Regions from separate parts of the Homo sapiens genome. Here region 2 is linked to region 1. Evidence: read pairs that join two places in POLR2A ChIA-PET (ENCODE). Cell type or tissue: OCI-LY7. All regions are shown on one strand. Region 1 overlaps MSH6 (mutS homolog 6). Region 2 has its middle 92 kb from the start of KCNK12.

Region 1 (5,000 bases):
GTATTTCCTTTTGGCAACAGTTGTGACTTCTCACCAGGAGATTTGGTTTGGGCCAAGATGGAGGGTTACCCCTGGTGGCCTTGTCTGGTTTACAACCACCCCTTTGATGGAACATTCATCCGCGAGAAAGGGAAATCAGTCCGTGTTCATGTACAGTTTTTTGATGACAGCCCAACAAGGGGCTGGGTTAGCAAAAGGCTTTTAAAGCCATATACAGGTAAGAGTCACTACTGCCATGTGTGTGTGTTTGTGTGTGTGTGTGTGTGTGTGAGAGAAACAGACAGACAGGCAGACTTTTTTCTATATGATGAAATTAAGTGTATTTTACCCCAGTAAATTGCAAGGGGTGGCAGTTGTGAAAGCTTCTGGCATGGGAAAGGGATGTAACATGGTCTTTAGCTGGTTTGTTTTGTGGAATGGAATTTTTATTTCTGTCCTTTGAGTGACTTACAGCAATATTATACCCTTAATAAGGGTAAACTAAACTGTCCCCCCATCTTGAAGGGTCCAAGAGAAAGTTAATGTCATCAGGATACATAGCCTATAGATAGCGACATTCTCTAGGGAAAGATGGAGATGCGCACTACCTGGCCTTCAAACTACTCACTAATGAACACATCTGAGTTGAGTTTCACACCAAACTCCTGGAACCATAACTTTCTTTTCCCAGATCTAGTCTTGTTTATCACAGACATCAACAGCCTGGCATGTTTAGCCTCACTTGGGCTAGGTGCACCCCATCGTCTCTTGTACAAGTTCTCTTTCTTTCTTTTTTTTTTTTTTTTTTCTGGAGACAGAGTCTCACTCTGTTGCCTAGGCTGGAGTGCAGTGGCGCAATCTCGGCCCACTGCAACCTCCGTCTCCTGGGTTCAAGAGTTTCCTACCTCAGCCTCCCGAGTAGCTTGGGATTATAGGCACACGCCACGTTGCCTGGCTATATATATATATTTTTTTTTTGAGACGGAGTTTTGCTCTTTTGGCCCAGGCTGGAGTGCAATGGCGCAATCTCAGCTCACTGCAACCGCCACCTCCCGGGTTCAGGTGATTCTCCTTCCTCAGCCTCTAAAGTAGCTGGGATTACAGGTGCACACCACCAAGCCCAGCTAATTTTTTATTTCTAGTAGAGATGGGGTTTCACCATGTTGGCCAAGCTGGTCTTGAACTGCTGACCTCCAGTAATCCACCCACCTCCCCCTACCAAAGTGCTGGGATTATAGGCGTGAGCCACTGTGCCCAGCCGCCCAGCTAATTTTTGTATTTTTAGTAGAGACGGGGTTTCACCATGTTGGCCAGGCTGGTCTCCAACTTCTGACCTCAGGTGATCTGCCCATTTCGGCCTCCCAAGAGTCTCCAGTCTAGTACGTTGTCGTACTCGGTGTTGTAAAATCCAAACAAGGGTCAGTTTCCCAGGTAACTGGGAAATTCCCAGAATCACACTCTTTCGTCATAGTGCTCATCCTACAAAAAAGGATTGGGGGCATTTTGTCTAAAATTAAATGTAAATGGTGATCTGACATACAGGTGGAAAGAGAATTGGGAAGTTTTGTTCTCTCTTCTACCAACTTGCCACATAATCTTGGCCAAGCAAAGTAACTTGTTTTTTCTTTTAATCTTTTTAAAAGAAATAGAGACACAGTTTTGCCATGTTGCCCAAGCTGGTCTCAAACTCCTGCCTGAGCTCAAGCAGTCTGCCCACTTCGGCCTCCCAAAGTGCTGAGACTACAGGCATAAGCCACCATGCCCCTGGGCTCGGCCAACTTTTTCGTTTTCTTTTCAAGAGATGGGGGTCTCACTCTGTCACCCAGCCTGGAGTATAGTGTTGGGATCATAGCTCACTGGAGCCTTGAACTCCTGGGCTCAAGTGATTCCCCCCTGTTTTAGCCTCCTCAGTAACCGGGACTAGAGGTGTCTGCCACCACACCTGGCTAATTTTTATATAGTTTTTTTTTTTTTTTTTTTTTTTTAAAGAGATGACGGTCTTGCTATGTTGCCCCCAGGGTGGTCTTGAATTCTTGGCCTCCAGTGATCCTTCTGCATCAGGCTCCCAAGTAGTTGGGTGATCTGGCTAAAGTAACTTATTTTCTGATACTGTTTACTTATATTTAGAATGAATCTCATTGGGGTTGCACTGGGGCCGGGCATGGTGGCTCACACCTGTAATCCCAGCGCTTTGGAAGGCCAAGGCAGGTGGATCACCTGAGGTCAGGAGTTCCAGACTAGCCTGGCAAACATGGTGAAATCCCGTCTCTACTAAAAATACAAAAATTAGCTGGGCATGGTGGCACATGCCTGTAATCCCAGCTACTTGGGAGGCTGAGGCAAGAGAATCGCTTGAATCTAGGAGGCGGAGGTTGCAGTGAGTCAAGATCATGCCACCGCACTCCAACCTGGGTGACAGAGCGAGACTGTCTCAAAAAAAAAAAAAAAAAAAAAAAAAAAAAGGCTGGGCACGGTGGCTCGCGCCTGTAATCCCAACACTTTGGGAGGCCCAGGCGGGTGGATCACGAGGTCAGGCGTTCGAGACCAGCCTGACCAAGATGGTGAAACACTGTCTCTACTAAAAATACAAAAATAAGCTGAAATCCCAGCTACTCGTGAAGCTGAGGCAGAGAATTGCTTAAACCTGGTAGGCGGAGGTTGCAGTGAGCCGAGATCGCGCCACTGCACTCCAGCCTGGGGAACGGAGTGAGACTTCATCTCAAAAATAAATAAATAAATAAATAAATAAAATAAAATAATAAATAAAGTAAAAAGATCTCTCATTGAACCAGATGATATATGAAGTCTCTTTTAGGACCAATTTCGAGATTTAAAAAATTTGGCAGAATTACTTTTTTTTTTTGCAGCGGAGTCCAGCTTTATCACCCAGGCTGGAGTGGAATGGCACAATCTCAGCTCACTGCAACCTCTGCCTCCTGGGTTCAAGCGATTCTCCTGCCTCTGCCTCCCAAGTAGCTGTGATTATAGGCGCCCACCACCAGGCCCAGCTGATTTTTGTATTTTTCAGTAGAGTTGAGGTTTCACCACGTTGTCCAGGCTGGTCTCAAACTCCTGACCTTAAGTGATCCGTCCACCTTGGCCTCCCAAAGTGCTGGGATTAGGTGTGAGCCACTGGGCTGGCCCAGAATGATTTTTAAAAAGAGATCAGTAAGGCCAGGCAGTGGTGGCTCACGCCTGTAATCCCAGCACTTTGGGAGACTAAGGTAGGTGGATCACCTGAGGTCAGGAGTTGCAGACAAGCCTGGCCAACATGGTGAAACCCTGTCTCTACTAAAAATACAAAAATTAGCCAGGCATGGTGACACATGCCTGTAATCTCAGCTACTCAGGAGGGTGAGGCAGAATTGCTTGAACCCGGGAGTCAGTTTCTTTTTTCTTTTTTTGAGATGGAGACCCACTTTGTCACCCAGGCTGGAGTGCAATGGTGCAGTCTTGGCTCACTGCAATCTCTGTCTCCGGGGTTCAAGTGATCCTCCTGCCTCAGTCTCCTTAGTAGCTGAGACTACAGGTGTGCACCACCACACCTGGCTAATTTTTGTATTTTTAGGAGAGATGGATGTCACCATGTTGGCCAGGCTGATCTTTAAACTCGTGACCTGAAGTGATCCACCCGCCTTGGCCTCCCAAAATGCTGGGATTACAGGTGTGAGCCACCACGCCCAGCCCTAAAGTTGTATTTTGATGGAACGAACTGTTTTGAGAAATAAATTTTAACGCGTTGAGTCTGAACTGGGCTGCCCTTTCAAAATGTGAAGGCCCCTTAAAGTAGCACATTGGTTGGTTATTCTTTTATTTATTTAGATATATCTGATCTAGTTGTCTTTGGGACAAACTCATATTTAATATCATAGCTGCATGTAACTGACAGTGTAGTCTTTGTCTTCCTGAAGTGTTTGTTTGTTTTTTGAGATGGAGTCTTGCTCTGTCGCCCAGGCTGAAGTGCAGTGGTGCGATCTTGGCTCACTGCAACCTCTGCCTCCCGGGTTCAAGTGATTCTCCTTCCTCAGCCTCCCGAGTAGCTAGGACTACAGGCATGTGCCACCACACCCAGCTAATTTTTGTATTTTTAGTAGAGATGGGGTTTCACCATATTGGTCAGGTTGGTCTTGAACTCCTGACCTCGTGATCTGCCTGCTTCTGCCTCCCAGAGTGCTGGGATTACAGGTGCGAGCCATTGTGCCCAGCTAGTAAGTTTTTAAGAAAGATTCTCAAACCTCTTTTAAATCGTCTGCCTCACTTGAAGAGGTATGCCCTACCTGTTTAGGGCTGTAGACCCAGGTCATTAGAAGACAGACTAAGTAGTCCTGGGTGAACCCATAGGGCACCTTCAAGGAGGTAAAATTGGTGATTTTAGTTTCACCAGTAGTTTTTCCCTGAATATTTATTCCTTTTGTGCTTTATTGATCTATCTATATCAATAAAAAGTAATGGGGCATAACAAATTATACTTGTCATTCTTGTTCATTAGGGCAAATGTTGTAGGTTGAGTCAAGTGTCCAGCCAACAAGTTATTTTATGTGTGTGTGTGTGTGTGTGTGTGTGTATACATATATACATTTTTTTTTTTTTTTTTCATCGAGACAGGGTCTTGCACTGTCGCCCAGGCTGGAGTGAAGTGGTGCAATCTCGGCTCACTGCAACCTCTGCCTCCCAGGTTTAAGTGATCTTCCCACCTCAGCCTCCCAAGTAGCTGGGACTACAGGCGCACACCACCACCCTTGGCTAATTTTTGTATTTTTTTTTTGGTAGAGATGGGGTTTCACCACATTGCCCAGGCTGGTCTTGAATTCCTGACCTCAAGTAGTCCGCCCACCTAAGCCTCCCAAAATGCTGGGATTACAGGCGTGAGCCACCACACCTGGCATATATATATTTTAAGATAGAGATGGGGTTTGCTATGTTGCCCAGGCTGGTCTTGAACTGCTGGGATTACAGGCGTGAGCCTCTGCACCCGGCCCTTATTGTTTATAAATACATTTCTTTCTAGGTTCAAAATCAAA
Region 2 (5,000 bases), 130 kb before region 1:
ATCTCTCATCCTGTAGAGATATTAAATGATTAGACTTATTTGGTAAATTGTATGGAATACAGATTATTTTTTCTTTTTCTTTTTCTTTTTTTTTTTTGAGACAAGGTGTCATTCTGTCACCCAGGCTGGAGTGCAATGCCACGATCTCGGCTCACTGCAACCTCTGCCTCCTGGACTCAAGCGATCCTCCTACCTCAACCTCCCAAGTAGCTGGGACCACAGACTCATGCCACCATGCCTGGCTAAGGTAAATTGTATGGGAGGAAATTGTCAAATGATAATTGATGCTAGATCTTCTTTCAGTTACATTTATTGATATAAATGTTCCCCAAATTATATAATGTTATAAAAATCTAAAATGTTATCAGTCATAATTTTGTTATGTTAAATCTTTTCTAAAGTTATATTTGTATAGGTATGTTATTAATGTGAATATTCTAATGATTATATTAAATTTATCAAAGTCTTGACGATCCTGATGTGATATGGTCAGTCATAATTCTGGTTGTTATCTTAAAATGCTGCACATAATAGAAATAATTAAATTTCTTTGTCAGTTGAACACTTTCATAGATTTAACCATGGCTATTTTAAGTTGTCGTCATCCACAGCTATTTTATTTTATTTTATTTTATTTTATTTTATTTTATTTTATTTTATTTTATTTTATTTTATTTTTTGAGACAGAGTCTCACTGTTACCTAGGCTGGAGTACAGTGGCACAATCTCGGCTCACTGAAGCCTCTGCCTTCTAGATTCAAGAGATTCTTGTGCCTCAGCCTCCCGCGTAGCTAGGATTAGAGGCACGTGCCACCATGCCTGGCTAATTTTTGTATTTTTGGTAGAGACATGGTTTCACCATGTTTGCCAGGCCAGTCTCAAACTAGCCTCAAGTCATCTACCTGCCTTGGCTTCCCAAAGTTCTGGGATTACAGGACAGGTATGAGCCACCATGCCTGGCCTGTCATTCATGCTATTGTTTTAAATTCTTCTCTAAAAGCATTTGCAGTGATCTATAGTCCTAAATTGATTTTCATGAAGAATACTCTAATGGGTATTCCTGAATACAGATTTCTGATAACTTTAACATCAATGGACTAAAGAAAAACTTTCAGAACGCCCGGGCATGGTGGCTCACGCCTGTAATCCCAGCACTTTGGGAGGCCAAGGAGGGTGGATCACCTGAGGTCAGGAGTTCAAGACCAGCCTGGCCAACATGGTGAAACCCTGCCTTACTAAAAGAAATACAAAAAAAATTAGCCAGGTGTGGTGGCACGCACCTGTAAATCTCAGGAGGCTGAGGCAGAAGAATCACTTGAACTTAGGAGGTGGAGGTTGCAGTGAGCCAAGATCGCGCCACTGCACTCCAGCCTGGGCGACAGAGTGAGACTCTGTCTCACACACACACACACACACACACACACACACAAAATCGAGAGGATATTTCCTGTCATAGTTGAAGTGTGCACTGGCTTTAAGTTCCCTGCCTCTAGACCCTATTTTCCTGCCTCACCTCCTCCAACTTTCCATCCACCCCTGCCAAACTCTTTTCTTTCCTATTCCAGACCCTCAGTCACTTGAGCTTTTGGCTCCACTGATCTCAAGGGACTGAGGGTCCCCCAGGTCAACTCTCTGAAGCTGAAAAGGAAAAGGGTTAATTAGAAATAACTGGATATTTTATCCACTCAGATGGTCTTTGGAGACATTCAGACAGCTGCTAGAGTCTCCTCAGTAATTGCCTAAAATTTAGTCCACAGCCTCCATATGACCTCTGATAATAAGCAAATAACACCAAAACTCCTTCTGGGAGAAAATATATCCTTTCTCCGTGCCTTTAATATGTAAATTTTCTACCCTGTCTTCTCTAGGACCTAAGCAGCATCTTTTTGAGATGCAAATTTTGGGGAGAAGATGCTCAGAAGAAGGTGGGGGAGGGGAGAAAGCTATTTAGAAACCAACTGGCATTTTTAAAAATTTCAAGTCTTTACCACAAGTAGTAAAAAGCTTTATCCATCTGAGAGAGTAATCTTAACTTATTCCATCTGCCAGAAACATAATTTAGATCCAATTACTCTTTTATAAACTAGGGAGTTTTATGTTACGGTACCTGGCACATGGCTAAAATTTTTAAATAAAAACTTGAAGATTTCTGTTTGCATCTATCTGTTTATGTATATCTGTGTATGTATAGTATGCATATGTGGTGTTTTCTCTACCTCTGGATGGTACTGCCAAATACCAAACTCGTATTGAGTGCTCTTATGTTCATGGCAATAAAGTTATTTGTACAAATTCAATTAAAATCTGTTCTCCTTTTAACAAGATACAATTGGTAAAAGGCCTTCACTGGGATGTCATAGTTGAGAATGATGTGCATAGAATCAGATTTGACTAGATAAGTTTTAAGAAGCTAAGGTTAAATTTGTGGACTCAATAAAACCCCTTGGAAAAAAAAAATCCTGGTACTTTGCATGCAGGGTTCTTTTACATGATTCCCTTACAGGTGAGTAAGGCAAGTCACTTCCGGTCAGATCCAGGAACCTCAGGATAATTTGGGGACCTCGATAAGAGAGGAATTCACCCAGATCTATATGTATTACAGGGAAAATCTGACGGTAAGTCTATAACTTGGCTTCCTAGCCTAGAGTGACTTTTAAAATTATACTCTAAGATTCCTTATGAGAAGTTCTAGCAAAGCAGATTTTAAAAGAGCATATATGATCAATCTATTCTTTCTGTGCTTCTGTAAATAAGTAGGCCAAATACAATGATTCTAAACTGACTTTTGCAAACAAATTAGTCTTACTGTGATTATCTGTGATTGAAATAGGGGTTACTTTAGAGAGAAAAATTATGTTTCAAGAGAGAATTACACTGCATCGTTATTAGATTTGTTAAATCAAGTTTAGCCTAAAGCTGCCTTATTACATATTTCAATACACTTGGTCTCTACCAGAGAGCTCCCCCTTTTTCCTCTAACCATTGGCAACTCAAAACCCAAAATCCAATCTCATGACTTTTGAGTTTATAGTAGGGTGAGAAAACGGTATGTGCTATCTTACCAGGCAACACCAGAATCCTGCTTAGAAAGGAAATTGTCTTGGTTTAGGAAAATACTGTTACAACCATCTGGTTATGAGAAGGTAGGCCCCGAGGCAGGACCTGGAAGGAAGAAGCTGTAGAAAGTGAGGGCTGAATTTCTTTTCACAAGACATGGCAGAATGGGATGGGGCTGGGGGAAGCATTTGCTCATGAAAGGGGAAGGGCAGAGAGACCCAGTGACATGGCAGAAGCAGGTTGGCAGATGCACAGTAGAGACTTTTAAACACAAGCTGTCTACGTTTTAAGATGTTTGTGTAAATTTCCTCCACTTCTTTCAGTACTTCAGTAAAGTTTTCTAAGGCCAAAATAGCCTTTATTTTTATGTATTTATTTATTTTTGAGATGAAGTCTTGCTCTGTTGCCCAGGTTGGAGTGCAGTGGCACGATCTTGGCTCACTGCAACCTTCACCTCCCAGGTTCAAGCGATTCTACTGCCTCAGCCTCCTGAGTTGCTGGGATTACGGGCGCATGCCACCATGCCCGGCTAATGTTTGTATTTTTAGTAGACAAGGGGTTTCACCATGTTGGCCAGGCTGGTCTTGAACTCCTGACCTTAGGTGATCCACCCACCTTGGCCTCCCAAAGTGCTGGGATTACAGGCATGAGCCACCATGCCCGGCCCAAAAGAGCCTTTGGTGTGTGCCTTTTTACTTTTGCTTTTGCCTTTATTTGTTTTAAGATAAGCCAAGGAGAGGGGCCAAGTTCTGTGGCTGGCACAGGGCAGGGTGAGCACATTTGGGATGAAGAGATGCCTTATAAACTGCATCTGTTTCGGGGAGCCTGGAACCTGAGGTGAGTACGACACTCAGTGTTTCTCTAAGTGCTTTTCTGAACACTTTGCTCATAACTTCGTTTAATCCTCACAACAATCCAATGAGGTATAGGTCATTAACCTCGTTTTACAGATGAGGAACCCGAGGCACAGAGAGGTTACCTAACTTGCCCAAGTTCACACAGATGGTGAATTAGCATTCCAACCCAGGCAGCCTGACTCCACAGTCCCTATTCTACTCACTGAGCCACACTGCCCCCTATCCTCAGCCGGTCTGCAGTGAGATTATAAAGTCTGCCTTCTTGCCAAGAATGCAAAGAAAACTCTGGACAGGAATGGGAGTTCAAGGAGTTCTTATTGAACTCTGATGGGGACAGGGTGACCCCAGGTCACACTTGGGCTGTCCCTTGTCATTCCATTGGTCCGTGCCCTCTTCCCAACTCGGCTGGCTCCTGGAGGGTACTATCGGTACAATGTGCCTTTACCAAATAATATCATACCCCACATTTGTAGTGGGATTTATACTTTGTCTATGGCCTTTCCCATATATGATCTAATTTAATTCACACAATGATAGACAGAAATCATTGTCTCTATTTACAGATGAGGAAATTGAGGCTTAGAGAAGCCGCATGGCTTGCCTGCATCATATAGCTGGTAAGTGACAGAATTCTGAGCTGGAACATAAGAATTTTTTTCTTTCTGTTCCTCTGTGCTCCTCAGTAGTTTAACTTATTTTAAAACAGTACCACATCCCCCTCCCCTCAAGAAACTACTGTCTAATTTTCTTTCCATTTTGAAAGCACAGGCCCCCTTTGCAAATGGTCTTTTTTTTTTTTTTTTTTTTTTGAGACGGAGTCTCGCTCTGTCACCCAGGCTGGAGTGCAGTGGCACAATCTCGGCTCACTGCAAGCTCCGCCTCCCGGGTTCACGCCATTCTCCTGCCTCAGCCTCCCGAGTAGCTGGGACTACAGGTGTCTGCCACCACACTCAGCTAATTTTTTGTATTTTTAGTAGAGATGGGGTTTCGCCATGTTAGCCAGGATGGTCTGGATCTCCTGACCTTGTGATCCACCCACCTCGGCCTCCCAAAGTGCTGGGATTACAGGCGTGAGCCAGCGCACCC

The links. Peaks named below come from ENCODE experiments on the same cell type or tissue, not always from the same donor. Only the 100,000 strongest peaks of a DNase experiment are listed, where the experiment ranks them.
Region 2: POLR2A ChIA-PET joins it to region 1 with 6 read pairs; 4 of 35 experiments call an interaction of 5 or more read pairs at or near these places.

Annotation. Positions count from the first base shown.
Region 1 is chr2:47,790,907-47,795,906 of GRCh38, forward strand. MSH6 (mutS homolog 6) reads left to right here. Exons shown (of 10, transcript NM_000179.3): 2 at 21-217; 3 at 4,988-5,000. Among named protein-coding and RNA genes, the nearest start is that of MSH6, 10 kb to the left of the region's middle. In OCI-LY7, no CTCF peak of the experiment used is centred here; no DNase peak of the experiment used is centred here.
Region 2 is chr2:47,660,868-47,665,867 of GRCh38, forward strand. It overlaps a transcript of MSH2 not described here. Among named protein-coding and RNA genes, the nearest start is that of KCNK12, 92 kb to the left of the region's middle. RefSeq lists enhancers at 3,121-3,622, 3,623-4,122. In OCI-LY7, CTCF peaks have their summits at 4,131 and 4,334; DNase peaks (open chromatin) are centred at 1,454, 1,914, 3,157 and 4,104; H3K4me3 peaks cover 1,714 bases; H3K27ac peaks cover 3,891 bases.